Linked DNA regions of Mus musculus: region 2 is linked to region 1. A link is a loop called in an ENCODE intact Hi-C map of the cell type or tissue named here. Cell type or tissue: gastrocnemius. All regions are shown on one strand. Each heading gives the region's core, and the rest is flanking DNA. Links, peaks and the distances in the headings are about the cores only.

Region 1 (6,944 bases), core at 1,861-5,860:
TGCCATGACTGACCTCCTGGAGAGCGCCATCAGTCCCCAAGCGTGGCAGCTTTATAGGCACTTGTAGGCCTGCAAGGAACACCAATTTGCTGCTACAGTTTGTTTTTGATAACTGAAACTTTCAATAAATCTATATTAAAATCAAAGAGAAAATTAACTGGGCCCTGGTGAGGGTCCCAGAGAGAAGGGAGCACATTACCACCCTGGCCTCCACTGCCTCACATCCATCTCTTAGTTCAGATTCGGGTCACCAGGGAGATGAATGTTACAGGCTCACGGCGAACAAGCATGGGGAGAGCAGGGAGAAGAGGATGGCCAGGTTCAGGCCCCACCGATGATCCTGTAGAAGATGGCTGACGGGGAAGAGAAAGAGGTAAGGGGTTGTGGTCAGAGTAGGAGGAAGAGTTGGAGAATGTGGTGGAGGAGACAAGATAAGGAACAACGGCTTCCATGTATTGAACTCTTCAATTAAATCTTGGCTTTAATTCTAACAACAGGTGTTAGCCCTAGCTCTACCCTGGAGATGCAAATGCAGAAACCTGGAGAGTTATTTGATTTGTCTAAGGTCATACCCACAGCCAGGGCTCAAACCCACAGTCCTTATAACTGTACCATGCCATCCTGTGCAGATTATAGGGACCAGATGGTGGCAGCAGTTATTTCAGCCTCTGGATGAAGGGATTTCAGATCTAGCCTGGGTTCTCTTAGCTATACCCAGTTGGGGGCTGCCATTCACTGTCATCAGGGGTCAGCATTCTCTGCCCTTTTAAAGTTTGGTTAAAGTCCCTTGTGTGACTTTTCCTGGAGAGTCTATTTCTATTCACCCTAGATATGGAGGGTAATGACACACCAAAGAAACAATTCTATCCAAGGCTTGCTTGATGCATCAATGAGTTTATTGGGGTTATTATACATAAGAGCATGAATGGGGAGTTAACCTGGAGTAGAATGGAAGGCTTAGGCAGTGGCCTCGCCCATCACCCCACCCCAGCTTGGGTAATTACTTACCCCTTGGGCAACGTAGGGGCTATTACTCTACTCAGTGACTGCTTAACCCTCTCACATAGCACTGGGATGGGCAGGCCCTGGAGAGTCCTTCCCCATTTCTCCAAGTGGGAATGCTTGTAAGGATCCCAATCTCATGAGTGCCTTGGGTGGGTGATCCCAGAAGCTCTGACTCAAAAAGAGACTAATCATAGGCACCTTAGAGGCAACAGTCACACGAGGTCTCAGCTTTGGTGTCCATTTTGCTGTTTTTTTCCTTGGTGGTAGCCTTGTCCTTTCTTGGGATCTTGTTTTCATTGGCCTTAGTCCGTTGGCCCTGAAGCCAGGCGACTGTCCAAGAGGTACCTGACTCAGTTCATCTGCCATCCCATCTAAACCTGAACCCTTGGCCACTTGTTATTCATGCCATTCTTGTCCCCTCATCTGGCTATTCTGCCTTCCTCTGGGAATGAGGGTTAGGTTTTGACTGTGCTCTCTATGTTGGGGTTGCAGTGAGCCGAAGTGATCAAATCAGAGGCTTCAACACAGTTTTTAGTCTCAGATGTGCCACTGCTCTGCTTGCTATGGTGTGAGATCTGGCACTCCATTAACTACTGGAATGATGGGGACTACCTTTTTCCTTTTCCCTGTTTCTCTCTCTCAACCTTCTCTGCTGTCTTCTCCCCCCTCTTCTTCTTCCTCCTCTTCCTCTTCCTCCTCCTCTTCTCCTTCTTTTTGGTTTTTCGAGATAGGGTTTCTCTGTGTGTGCTGGCTGTCCTGGAACTTTCCCTATAGACCAGGCTGGCCTGGAATTTAGAGATCATCCTACTTCTGCCTCCCAGGTGCTGGGATGAAAGACATTCACCACCACACCCAGCTTTTTCTCTCTATTTTTAATGTGATCATTCGATATATCCTTTCTGGAATAGGATCTGCTGAGAGAAACTATTTTCTTTGCTACCCTGGCCAACTGGGTAACACCCTGCCTTGTATATTCACCCCCTCCTTTCCAGCCTCACGTTCTTCTTCCCTGGGCTTAGGCTTCCCAGTTAAGTCTAAGTCTATAACCGTAGTCATTGGATCTGCTCTATTTTCTAGGGTCAGCTGCCGCTGCCTTCTCCTCCTCCTCCTCTTCCTCCTTTCCCTCCTTGTCCTCTTCCTTCTTCTTCTAAGTGTATGTGGGTGTTTTGCTTGCATGGATGTCTGTGCGCCACTTGTATGCAGTGCCTGAGGAAGCCTGAAGAGTGCATTAAATCCCCTAAAACCAGAGTTATAGATGGTTGTGAGCTGCCATGTGGGTGCTGGGAATCAAACTCAGGTCTTCTAGGATAGTCCTAGAATACAGATTCTTTTTTTTTTTTAAGACTTATTTATTATATGTAAGTACACTGTATCTGTCTTCAGACACCCCAGAGGAGGGCATCAGATCTCATTATGGACAGTTGTGAGCCACCATGTGGTTGCTGGGATTTGAACTCAGGACCTTTGGAAGAGCAGTCAGTGCTCTTAACCGCTGAGCCATCTCTCTAGCCCATTGTTTTACTTTTTATATTATCTTTTCATTGCCCATCCCTTCCATTTCCTTTCCTATAGAAAAGCTCCTTGAGGATATGGATTTTATATGTCTTACCATGAAACCATCAGCAACAGACAGTGCCCAATTCTGAAGTATAAACACGCATTGACGAATGGGCCAATCCAGGTTAATGTTTATGTAACGATAAGAAGAAGAAGCTCCAGTTTTAGTTCCAAGATTTGGGGACAGGCAATCGTGGCTCTCCTTTTCTCAGTTGGGGTGAGTGATATCTGTCTCTGTTGCAGTTTACTCCTTCATTTGTCAGAAACACATTATTGCATAGCTGCTCTATGACTGACACCATACTGGGTATAAGCCATGCAGCATGAACAATATGGAAATGAATAGCTATCTTAAACGAGTTTCAATTCCTGGGAGAGAGATGGCAGGGAGACAATTGTAAAGTGCTGTGCTCAGTTCTGTAGGTTCACAGTAGAACCATCTAACCCATTATGTGCATGAGATTAAAGAAGGCATTCTCTGATATGGGGATTACAGGCATTTCCAGCTCAGGCAGGAACCATTATATTAAGATCTCAGAGGTGGCAGGGTCCAGAACTGATATTAGCTGTCTTAAAGGAAAATAGCAGGTGGCAGACAGAGGAGCTTGGTAACTGAAGATGGCTCCTAAGATGGATCTGACTGAGAGGCTGTCAAAATCACCAGTGGCTTAAGACTGATGCTTCCCATTTCATAACGTGGATTCCCAGAGAAGCACAGCTAAGATGGAGACACTCACCCATCGCTTTAGGTGAAGTTCTCCCCAGCTGCCTGGAGAGACTGACTGTGAAAGACCCACTACAGCTATGGCCAGAAACCTTGTTAACCCTGACAGTTCCTCTGAGGGCCTCAACAAGCCAGAAGCTTCCTCCTCAGAAAGGCCCTTCAGAAATCTCAGCATTTTCTTTTTAGCTGAATTCGCCTCCCTTCTTTCCAGATTTCCCTCAGGCCCGCATCAGAAAGTAGATAACGATTACTTGTTGACAATGAATCACAGAAAAGTGTCGCCTAAAGAGAATGTCTCCTAAGCCCATACTCACCGAATGCCTACAGTCAAGGTGGGGAAAATAAGTAGAGCATCTGGGTCATTTTAGGCCTGACGAAGATTTCGGGTTATTTTATTATTATCATTTATTTATTTTTTAAGAAAACCCCTTTCACTGTTTAGAAGTGACCCTCCCTTTCTCTTTTGAATACGTGGCTCCTCTAAACTACAAGTCCCACAAGGCCCAGAGCCAACGGTCACCATCTTGACACACCTTAACGCGCATGTCGGCGGGAGAGAGAGCGTTTGGAGAGAAGAAGCCCCGCCTTACTCCAGCTCATTGGCCAAAGGCGCTAGCAGCGGGCTCAGCGGTTGGCTACCACGCCCGCCCGTCCACCGCGTCGGTCGGGGTCAGAGTGCGCGGAGGTGAGTCGGTGTGTTGTGGACTCGTGGTGCTGGCTGCCGCTGTTGAGGCTGCCTGGAACGGGCTGTGGGAAGCGGGCGGAGCTGGCCCTGCTTCTGCCTGGCCAGCGCCGCAGGCGGCGCGGGCCGTGCCCGCTGCCGTCAACTGCCCGGAGCGTCTGCTGAGGCCGAGGGAGACGCCGGGGCCTGCACCTGGAGAGAGCCTGCCGTGCTGGCCCGGAGGAGGGGGCGTTGCCATGGCGACAGCCTCTCCGGCAGCTGACGGGGGGCGGGGGCGGCCCTGGGAAGGAGGGCTGGTCTCCTGGCCCCCTGCCCCTCCCCTTACGCTTCCCTGGACCTGGATGGGCCCGAGCTGGGGGCAACACCCTGGGGTGGGTGAGATTGAGAGGGCCCCCAGCTTGGGCCCTGGTTAATGCATGCGGGGTGTGGGTCGTGGCGCGCACACTTAAGGAGCCTGGGATTCTGGCCTGGTGCTCACCCTGGATGTTAGAACTCTGGGCGAAGGGATAGCTGGGGAGGGCGGTGGGGGAGCTCGGCTTTGCGAGAGAGACTGGGTGAGTTGATGAAAGGGCCTGGTTTGAGATTTCTGGAGAAGGAGAGAGGTTTGACCAGATAAAGTAGAAGATTAAGGAATTATTTATAGACTACCCCCTCCGCATCTTGGCACAGGCACACATGCTAGCACTTTACTTCCTTGTAAGTCACAAGCTGTGGGTAATAATGGTGGACAGAGGTGGACAGAGTGGAGAAAGAGCCTTAACCCAGGTAGCTTTTTGTATGTCTTTATTGCAAGTGGTCCAGCAACAGGTGTCTTCTTAAAACAAAGAAAGCATGACTTGGGTTGAGTTCTTGTGAAATGTCAGCTGCTCGACGTTGGCCTGGAAGATGCTGGGTATGGGGCCCCTCATCTGGAGATACAGAGCTTGCCCCTCAGGCTGGATTTCGCAATGACTGGGGCCAATAATTGTCTCTGACCATTTTTGTGGCTTGCATTTGCTAGTGCATTTCATTGGTTTCCCAGCCCAAGGGCAGCAAAACATGAATCCCATTGGCCAAAGACTAAGCTATTTAACTGTAGTAGATTGTGATTGGCCGAATGATTTTTGACTGTAGAGTTTGTACCAGAAAACTGGCTTCATCAAATTCAGCTTTATTCTGACTTTATCATACACAGTATACCTTGTTTTAGTGGGCTCGGTCTTGGACCTTAAGTATATTATACTTGAATCGCCCACCATTTAAAAGCCAATTTATAACAGTGACTTGGAGTGTGACTCCACTAATGTATGCCTGTGATCTTGGTTAGAAACCCACTTGGCTGCCTGTCGGCAGGTGCTGCCTGGGGGAAGGGAGCTGCCGGGAAGTGATTGATAAGGTTTCCTTTATGGATTCTGTGGTGCTTCACTGGAGCTCAGAGCACTTTGGCAACTTAAGCACTCCAAATTAAAAGCTCATTAACAATTCCTGCCCAAAGATCCTGTAAATAATCAGCCAGTTAGGTCCTGGAGCTTGGCTAAGAGCTCTCCCTTCAACTTGAAATATCTAAATCAAAGGGGTTGTTATTGCATTTTATTTTGAAAAGTTTACTCCCTGGTGGCATAAACTGGAGAGTGCCCTGTTCCCAGGGGATCAGGATAGAATAAAGTCTTAAGTGTGTGGAGTGGTAGACAGGATTATGGTTCCAATTGTAGATGTTTGCGCAGAGACTTCACTAGCTTACAAGATCATGTCTGTGATTTCTGATCCTTTAGCATATCTGAATGAGGTGATGACGAGGGTAGATATGCCTTGATGGCCCTGGTGTGTAGCCCTGGCTGGCTTCTGCACATGCTGCCTGTGATTGGCTCTCATGTTGTCTTGATTTGGCTTTGATTAGCTTGATTTTTTTTTTTTTTTTAGAAGTTGAGGCAGACTTGGAAGTATTTTGCCTGCATGTATGTCTGTGTAAGAGTGTCAGATCCCATGGAACTAGAGTTACAGACAGCTGTGAGCTGCCATGTGGGTGCTGGGAATTGAATCCAGGTCCTTTGAAGAGCAGCCAGTGCTCTCAGTCTCTGAGCCATCTCTCCAGCTGAGAAGTATTTTGAACATGTTTCCCAGTGTATGTTTCCATTCTTGTTACTGCCTATAGGTTTGTAACAATGAACCCTTCTCTTCAGTCCTGGCTCAGCCCCAGTTCCTGAGTTCTGAATATTGCAAGCCTTGTGTCTTTTTCTGATAGGATTCTGAAATTATCCAGTGAACCACCACCTCATGACTATCATTCTTAGTCGAGGCTCACATATTATGAATATTTGATAATTCTAGAAGATAAACTTCCTTAACGAGGCTCACATATTATGAATATTTGGTATTTCTAGAAGATAAACTTCCTTAAGGAGAACACTATACTAGAAACATGAAGTCTATAATTCATATACAAGCTTGAGCACACATGCATGAATGTAATATTAGTTAATAGCATCTGAAAGGTCTGTGGGACCGTTTTCTTTCCGCAGTAATAGCTAAATCCCAAAGTTTGAGTTTATGAGTCTAGGAGTGACCACCAGTGAGAATTTAAATCTTGAGTTGAAATATACCTGTTGCAGAAATGTGTGTCTGTCCACAGCATTGGGGCTTTCCAGCTCTCACAGACCCTTCAGCATCTCCAGCTGCCAGTCTTGGCATCTTCGAAGTAAGGAGAGGTGAGAATCCTGTTGCATGATCACATTTGGTGTCTGACTGGTTGGATTTGGTGGGAATGGGATGAGGACTGGTGTAGAGTGTATTTTTCTGTAGCTTCTGGTATGGTAGGTAGAGTATGCTCAAACTTAGTGAAACAAATTGGCTAAAATCTTTAGAGTAAGAGTTAGAGAAGATGAGTGATCTAGACTCTCCAGTTTGGTCATGAGATTTTCTTTTTCTTTTTCTTTTTTTTTTTTTAGCTCCTCAGTACTGGGGAATGAACCCAGGACTTTGCAACACATTAGGCAAGCA
Region 2 (6,944 bases), core at 2,002-6,001, 100 kb after region 1:
CCCCAGCTGTGCCCCCCTACTGGCTGTGTCCCCTGTCTGTCTGCATCCTCTTGCTGCATGTGTCCCTTGTTGCCCACATCCAGGCTCTGCCAGCATGCTCTCCCCCGACCCTATCCTTGAGTCCACACTCAGACTCTGGTTTGTGGCCATAGCTGGGACTGGGAGAAGGTAGAGGAGGATTGGCTAGAGTTGAGCTGTGGCTGGTCCCTCTGTGATCAAGGAAAATGGCTTTGGAAAGTACTGAGTTTGAAATTGCATTGGCTCCCAGTCTCCTAGTGCCCGTGGGCTTGCTTCCTGAAGCTGGAAAGGAAAGAAACTGGCTCTCTGCCTCTGGGCCCCACACAGCACTGCCCCCACCCATCTTGTTTCTGGCCCTGTTCTGGGTCCTGTTCTCTGTGTGAGAGTGCTGGGTGCGGAAGTAGGTGGGCACTGATGTGCTTATCTAAGCATGGCTGGCAGGCATTTTGTTTCATCACCCAACTTAACTCACCCAAGTTGTCTTCCCATTACCACTGTCCCACATGCTGTTTAGAAGAGGGTCCGCTTGGCGGTTAACTCCTAAAGTGAAGACACAGGTAAATGTTTGACCTCATTTCAGGCCCACTGCTAGAAGCCCAGGACTCTTTTGGGCAAGCTAAGAAGAAACCCACCTCAGCTACATTGTAGAGGTCTAACCCACATAGGTCAAAGTCACTTTCTAGTGTGCCTCAGTTTCCTCATCTGTGACATTAGGCCTGTCATGCCAATGAGGATAGAAGCTGCTGGTCCTGTCCCCAGTGAGAGAAGACAGGTCCTGTCCTGTCACATGTTCCCCACAGATGGCGATCACTGGAGGCCAGCTGGTGTGATAGAGAATGGAGGGAGCAGAGGAGCTGCTGGGGGCCTGAGCAGATCGATGCCCCCAGCACTTCCTTCCCCAACCCCAGGAAAACAATTAAGTACAGATCAATGGATGGCCGCTTTGAATATGCATAAGTGAGCACTTGACCTTCAACAGAAAACACGCGCGCGCGCGCGCGCGCGCGCACACACACACACACACACACACACACACACACACACACACGTCCTTCCTCAACCTCACAACATACTCTGTACTTCACTTCACTGATGCTTGAGTTGACCTGGTGACCTTATTCCCTTTTCATTGAGCTCTTACACAGCACTTACAGCTTTTTACAACCTTGCCTGTGCAGAATCAAAAGCAATGTGACTATAGGCATGTTGTTAGCCAGCTCCTGTTTCATTTTTTCTGTCTGTGGAGTGAAATTTGGAGACACTAATCACCTGGGTCCTACCTGAGAGCAGTCTTTGTGACCAGCAATCCCAAGGGAAGGAACCCAGCACAGCTGTGGTGCTCTAGGACGGGAGTCTGTGGAGGGCTGTTTGGTGAGGGGGATGTTCTGATGAGGGGAGGACTCACCAGAAAGAAGACCTGAGCAAGCCAGAATGCTAGTGAAGAGCCTTACAAGGGGCACCTCATAAGGGTGGCAATTGCTGAACGGAAAGGGCCAAAAGAAAGAAGACTTCAGAAAAGGAAGGGGTCTTGCAGTGGGGAAGAGCCTTGGTAAAAAGGGAACGTGTGGGCAGACGCTAATGAGGTGGTGTTACTGGTCTCCGAGGGGAAGAAGTGGGGCCTTGGGGGAAGACTTGGTGAGTGGGGTCTGCCCAGTGGTCAGGGCCTCTGTTAACCAGTCTTACCTCCTGTCTTCCAGGCTTACAGCTTCGCCATGGGCTGCTGGCCCAAGAATGGACTACTAGACATGAACAAGGGTCTCAGCCTGCAGCACATAGGCCGGCCCCACAGCGGCATTGGTCAGTCCCTCCACAAATCCCCCTGGCAGCTTGCTCAGTCCCCAGCCTGCATGCCTCAGTCCCCTGGTAAACAGAGGGTTTCCCTGTCTCATTCAGTAGCCCAACCGTATGGAAAGTTCTCATCACTGGCTGGAGGGAGGAGGGGAGGAGGCTGGAGGGAGGAGGGGAGGAGGCTGGAGGGAGGAGGGGAGGAGGCTGGAGGGAGGAGGGCAGAGGGAAGACGTTATGGTTTGGGGCAAATAGAGAGGACCACTCAGAACATTTCAGAGGAGACTGGAATATACGTTTTGGGTGACTCACAGGTGGCCTTAGATTCAGAGTGCTGTCCCTTATTCCTCCTGCACAGTGTCTTCAGGGATTTGGGTACATGTCAGCCTACCCACCCCCCTGTGGAGCTGGAGGAGGCTGTTTAATATTGTTTCAAGTCTGTGGCCACTAAACTGGACGATCAATGGGAGTTAAGGAGATGAATTATTTAAACCTCACCAGCTTTTAATTAGTCTAGGTCCTTCTGACCGATGACTTCGTCCACAGGGTATTGACTCCCCCACAGGATCAGCAGCCTCCACTGAGCAGTGCCTGGGTTGGGAGGGGCCGCTTGGGGTAACAGGTGGGGTAACCCTTGGGATTTCTGCTTGGGAGAAACTGGAGTGGCTGCAATTCCACAGAGTTGGCAGCTCTGTAAGCTTCTGATACATCAGTGTGAATATGTGTCTGTGTGAGTATCATGCTGTCTGTGTGTGACAGCGAGTATAAGGTATCCATCTTTGTGCATGCCTAACAGTACATCCATGTTGATTTGAGGGCCTGTGTCTGATTATGGAAACAACCACCAGCCTGTGGGTAACTGTCAGAAAAAAGTCTCTTTCTGTGTCTCTTATTTTGTGTGTATGTGTGCAGATGCTTCCAAGGAACAGAAATGACCAGCTGCAGGCATTGTTCCAAGGGATGGAGAGAGCCAGGGTGATTGTGGGTGGTGCTATGACCTTATTAAAACTTGATTACTTTTGACAAGGTATCATCATCAGAAGGAGAGACATCAGAATGGTAGAAGGTCCCAGCACTTGGTAGAGATTAGCCCCTTTATCCATTTATCCACCTGCCAGTGCCCAGTAGGTGCTGAACATGCTAAGGAGGGGCGGAGCCTGAAATTCGTGCTTGCCGTCAGGTGCTGAGCTGTGAGCTGTGGTAGGAATGTCTGGATTACCGCCCTGTTCTCGGTCGCCAGGGTAGCTTCTACTTCGTCTGTATCACAGTGACTCCTGGGATTCCCTCTATCATTCTTAGGTGCCAGGGAGACAGGGATCCTGGGGCTCTGTGGGGTGCCCTGCTCTAATGGCTGTTCTTTCTCGTAGAAATGTTTCCATGCAGCCTAAAGGAGACACCAAACCCAATAGGTGATAAATCTTTAGCGTTGAACAGAAAATTTACTACAAACAAACACTCACTTGAGTTGGGATCTTTGAATGATAAATAAGTTTTCTAGGTAGAAAAACAAAGCAGAGAAAATGTGTGTACAAAGGAAGCCTGAAGGCCTGAAAGAACCCAGCAGACATCAGTAAGTGTTTCCTAAGACTGGAATAGAAAGCATAGCAAACAGCTAGAAGCAGGGCCTTGAATGCTAGTTAAAAGCAATTCTTCCTTCCTGGAATATTGGCGGGGGGGGGGGGGGGGGGCGGGGAGAGGGGGTCGTTAGAAGACGAAAGAGTGACGTGATTAGAGCTCTGATTCAGAATCAGGGGAGCAGTGTGTGCTGCACAGAGCTAGCGCTTACTAGTTGCTCAATAAAATCTTGTAGCTAGATGGATGAAAAGTAGATAAATAAGTGACTCAGTGGATGAGTGATGGAAAAGGGAGAGGCCAGGGAGAATAGGACCACTGAGAAGGCATCAGTTCAAGGAAGGAGAGCAGCAGCATGGAGTCTGTTGGAAGCCTTGAGCGAAGCTCTGCTTCTCTATGTCTGCACTAGGGTGTATTTGTGAGGAGGACACCTTTCACCAGTTGCCTCTTGAGTGATTCCTCCATTGTCTGTTCTCCTGGGTTTGGACTCCTGAAGTGGCCTGGCCTTTAAAGAAGAACATTTTTCCCTCTGGCTCACGGCTCTGAGTAACAATGAAGCCAGAAAGAGTTGTAGCTTTACTGTGTAGATCCCTGAGCTCTCAGCTGAGGGGCAGTGCTGCCAGCCTTCTGGGACAGTGGGAGGGGCCAGCAAGGAGCCCAGGGAAAGGCTCGAATTAGGCCTATCCCAAGGTAGGTGCTCAGAGAGTGCCCTCTCTATGGTTTTGCCAATGGTAGAGGCTGCCAGGGCACTGGCTCTTCTTGGCACTTGGTCTCTGCAGTCTGAATGAAGAGGGCAGCCCTGCCAGCTCCTGGCTAGCTCTGAGGTGTGGGTTAAGGGTGCTTGGAAAGGAGGGAGCATGGAGGGCATTAATTGGGCTGGGAGAGGCAGGGAGGGAGGCGTGGGTTTTGAGCAGTGAGGTTAATGGCCCTCGCACCAAAGAGACAGCTTTAATGAGCTTCAGCTGGCGGTGCCCCGAGTTACTGTGCGTGCTAAAAGGGTCGCGCTGTAAGAGTTTGATGTGGACTGCTTCCCAGCCCTGGGGTCAGGGGTCAGCTCCTGTCACTGGCCACTCAGGCTGGTCCTCAGTGACATGGTGCTAATTAACTGTGTGAGGAGCTGCCAGGCTGGAGTAGGGAATGGTATGTATATGGTTGGGTGGGGGTGAGGCAGCATTGGGTGATGCTGGACAAGAATTGTACAGATCCCACCACTTAGCTATCTCTGTTCTGATTGGCTCTTCCAATGCCATGGGGATATGACATTGATGCTGTGCAGGTGCTCACGGTGCAGGGGGGCAGGCTTGCTGGTGAAGTATGGTGACAGGAGGAGGATAGTATGGTGATGGGGGATAGGCTGTGGGATAGCATAGGTGGGTGGAAGGCCAATCAGGTTGTGTATCTTGAGGTGTTTGAGGGGCAGGTCTGATTTGAGCTTTGAGAATGCTCTGCTGGTTTGTTTGGGGAGGGCTGATGAAGAGTCTGCAGGGCAGGGAGGCCAAAAGAAAGGCACAAAAAGGTAATTGAGAGCCAGGGCAGCACTGAGGGCTGGGGCCAGGCTGGGGTGGGAGGGGTGCTGTGGCAAGGAACCAGGTTAAACTTTGTTTCAGCCATTAACTGATAACCTAGCATCTACTATGAGACAAGAATTATGTTGGTCTAGATGACATGGTGCCTGGTACCCACAGAAATTTCAGGCCGAATTTTGAGCTCAGCACTGGAGACTGAAGGAGACACAGTTCAGGAATGACTAGGGAAGGTCCAGAGATGCTGCAACACGGAGCAGGAAAGCTTTGGAGGCTTGTGAGCAAGACATTTTAGTGGGGCTGGGTGGGTTTGGCCCTGGGAGCCTGATGTACAAGATGAGGCTGCTGAACTGCACCGCCCTGTGGCTCTGACAGTCCCTCAGTCAGCTTATCTCCAAGGCAGGGTGGCCTCCCAGCGACTGCTGAGTAGTCTGCCTTTCTTTCACTTCATCAGTGTGTCAGCAAAGTGTTCCTCTCATTTTGCATAAACTCATTTGCCTAACAGTCATGTGAAGGTAGGCATCACATTTCCCTTCCTAAGAAACTGGCATGAGTTGGTCAAGGTCCCATAGCCGATGACCTGAGGATTAAGTAAATACCCAAGTGCCCGACCCAACATCTCAATCCCTGTGCCCTGCCAATGCTGCGCCTTTGTAGTGTTGAACTTTGTGATTGTTTTGACTTAAAAAATAAAACAAGGGCTGGTGAGATGGCTCAGCAGTTAAGAGCACTGACTGCTCTTCCAGAGGTCCTGAGTTCAATTCCCAGCAACCACATATAATAAATAAATAAATCTTTTAAAAAAATAAAATAAAAAAATAAAACAAAACAAAAAAACCAAGCCAGGTGTGGTACTAGACGACAGGCAGATGGATCTCTGAGTTCGAGGCCAGCCTGGTCTATAAAGCAAGTCCAGGAGGACAGACAGGACTCTGTTACACAAAGCAACCCTGTCTCGAAAAACAAAACAAAACAAAACAAAAAACCCGGGTTCTAGGATTCAAATTCAGATCCTCATGCTTGAGGGAAAGCACCTCGCCGCTCCGCTGAGCTGTGTCCTCAGCCTCCCTCCCTCTCCTGCTGGCTCTCCCTATTCTCCATAAGCTCCCATGAACCTTCTGGGCCTGCAGGGTGTGGGCAACAGCTGGAGAAAGAAAAGGCAAGACAGGCCCTGCCGTCCATCAGCTCTGTGAAGACACTGCACATCTGCTGACCTCAGCCTCTTCCAGTCCTGAACCATCTTACTCTCATTACAGTTTGCTCTCTACCTCTTGGCCCAGGGAATCCCACCTATCTCCAGGCCCTTGTCTTAGGCATATAAAGAAGGGTATCTTGATATCATTTGTTATGGGCAATAACTGGGTCCTTTTAGGCTGGGGGTGTAACTCAGTAGTAGAGCACTTACCAGCAAGAGCAAGGCCCTAGGTTCAGTCTCTAGTACCACAAAAGAACAAACCAAACTAGAATCTTCCAAGCTAGGCTCTGCAGCAGAGTCTGGGTTTCTTCCCTTCTTTCCTTTCTGAAATCTGTACAGGGAAGATCAGACAAATCTGCTATTGTGACAGAGCCTACAGACTTCAGGTTTTAGCTGGCTAGGAGAATAAGTGAACAGCCCCCATACCCAGCTGGGTGGGCCGGCCCTGCGGTCTTAGCCTCTCTGCTCTGAGACTGAGGGGTCCCTGCAGAGGCTCATGGCACAGGTGGCATGGCCAGAGACCAAATGGACTCTCAGGAGCTTGCTGCCCACCAGAGTTTGGCAAGAGCTAAGCTGGCAGGTGGTGGCAACGGGGAGGGTGCCCCTCTGTGGGAAGAAGTACTAGCCTGTGGTCTCCCCCACATGAGTAGGGTGTCTATCAGAGTCCAGTCAGAATGCATTAGCTCTGTGGCATGGATCTCATTAGTGCCCGTGAGAGGTGTCACTGCAGGAGAAACGTAGGCTCAGGGAGATGCTTGTACCGAAAGGAAGAAAGGACAGTGACAGCCTTTTCTCTGCCGCCAGCTCACTGGGCCTCCCACCCTCCTCCTCTCGGGGAGGGGGGTGCTGGC

What was found. Peaks named below come from ENCODE experiments on the same cell type or tissue, not always from the same donor. Only the 100,000 strongest peaks of a DNase experiment are listed, where the experiment ranks them.
Region 2: it touches region 1 in a loop (2.1-fold over the local background); 1 of 42 quality-filtered maps calls a loop at or near these places.

Annotation. Positions count from the first base shown.
Region 1 is chr4:117,546,392-117,553,335 of GRCm38, forward strand. Eri3 (exoribonuclease 3) reads left to right here and starts at 3,974. Exons shown (of 9, transcript NM_080469.4): 1 at 3,974-4,339; 2 at 6,577-6,652. The coding sequence starts at 4,205. In gastrocnemius, for the core only: no CTCF peak of the experiment used is centred there; DNase peaks (open chromatin) are centred at 3,895 and 4,198; H3K4me3 peaks cover 1,912 bases; H3K27ac peaks cover 1,712 bases.
Region 2 is chr4:117,647,592-117,654,535 of GRCm38, forward strand. Eri3 (exoribonuclease 3) reads left to right here. Exons shown (of 9, transcript NM_080469.4): 8 at 1,716-1,815. Among named protein-coding and RNA genes, the nearest start is that of Dmap1, 31 kb to the right of the region's middle. In gastrocnemius, for the core only: no CTCF peak of the experiment used is centred there; a DNase peak (open chromatin) is centred at 4,153.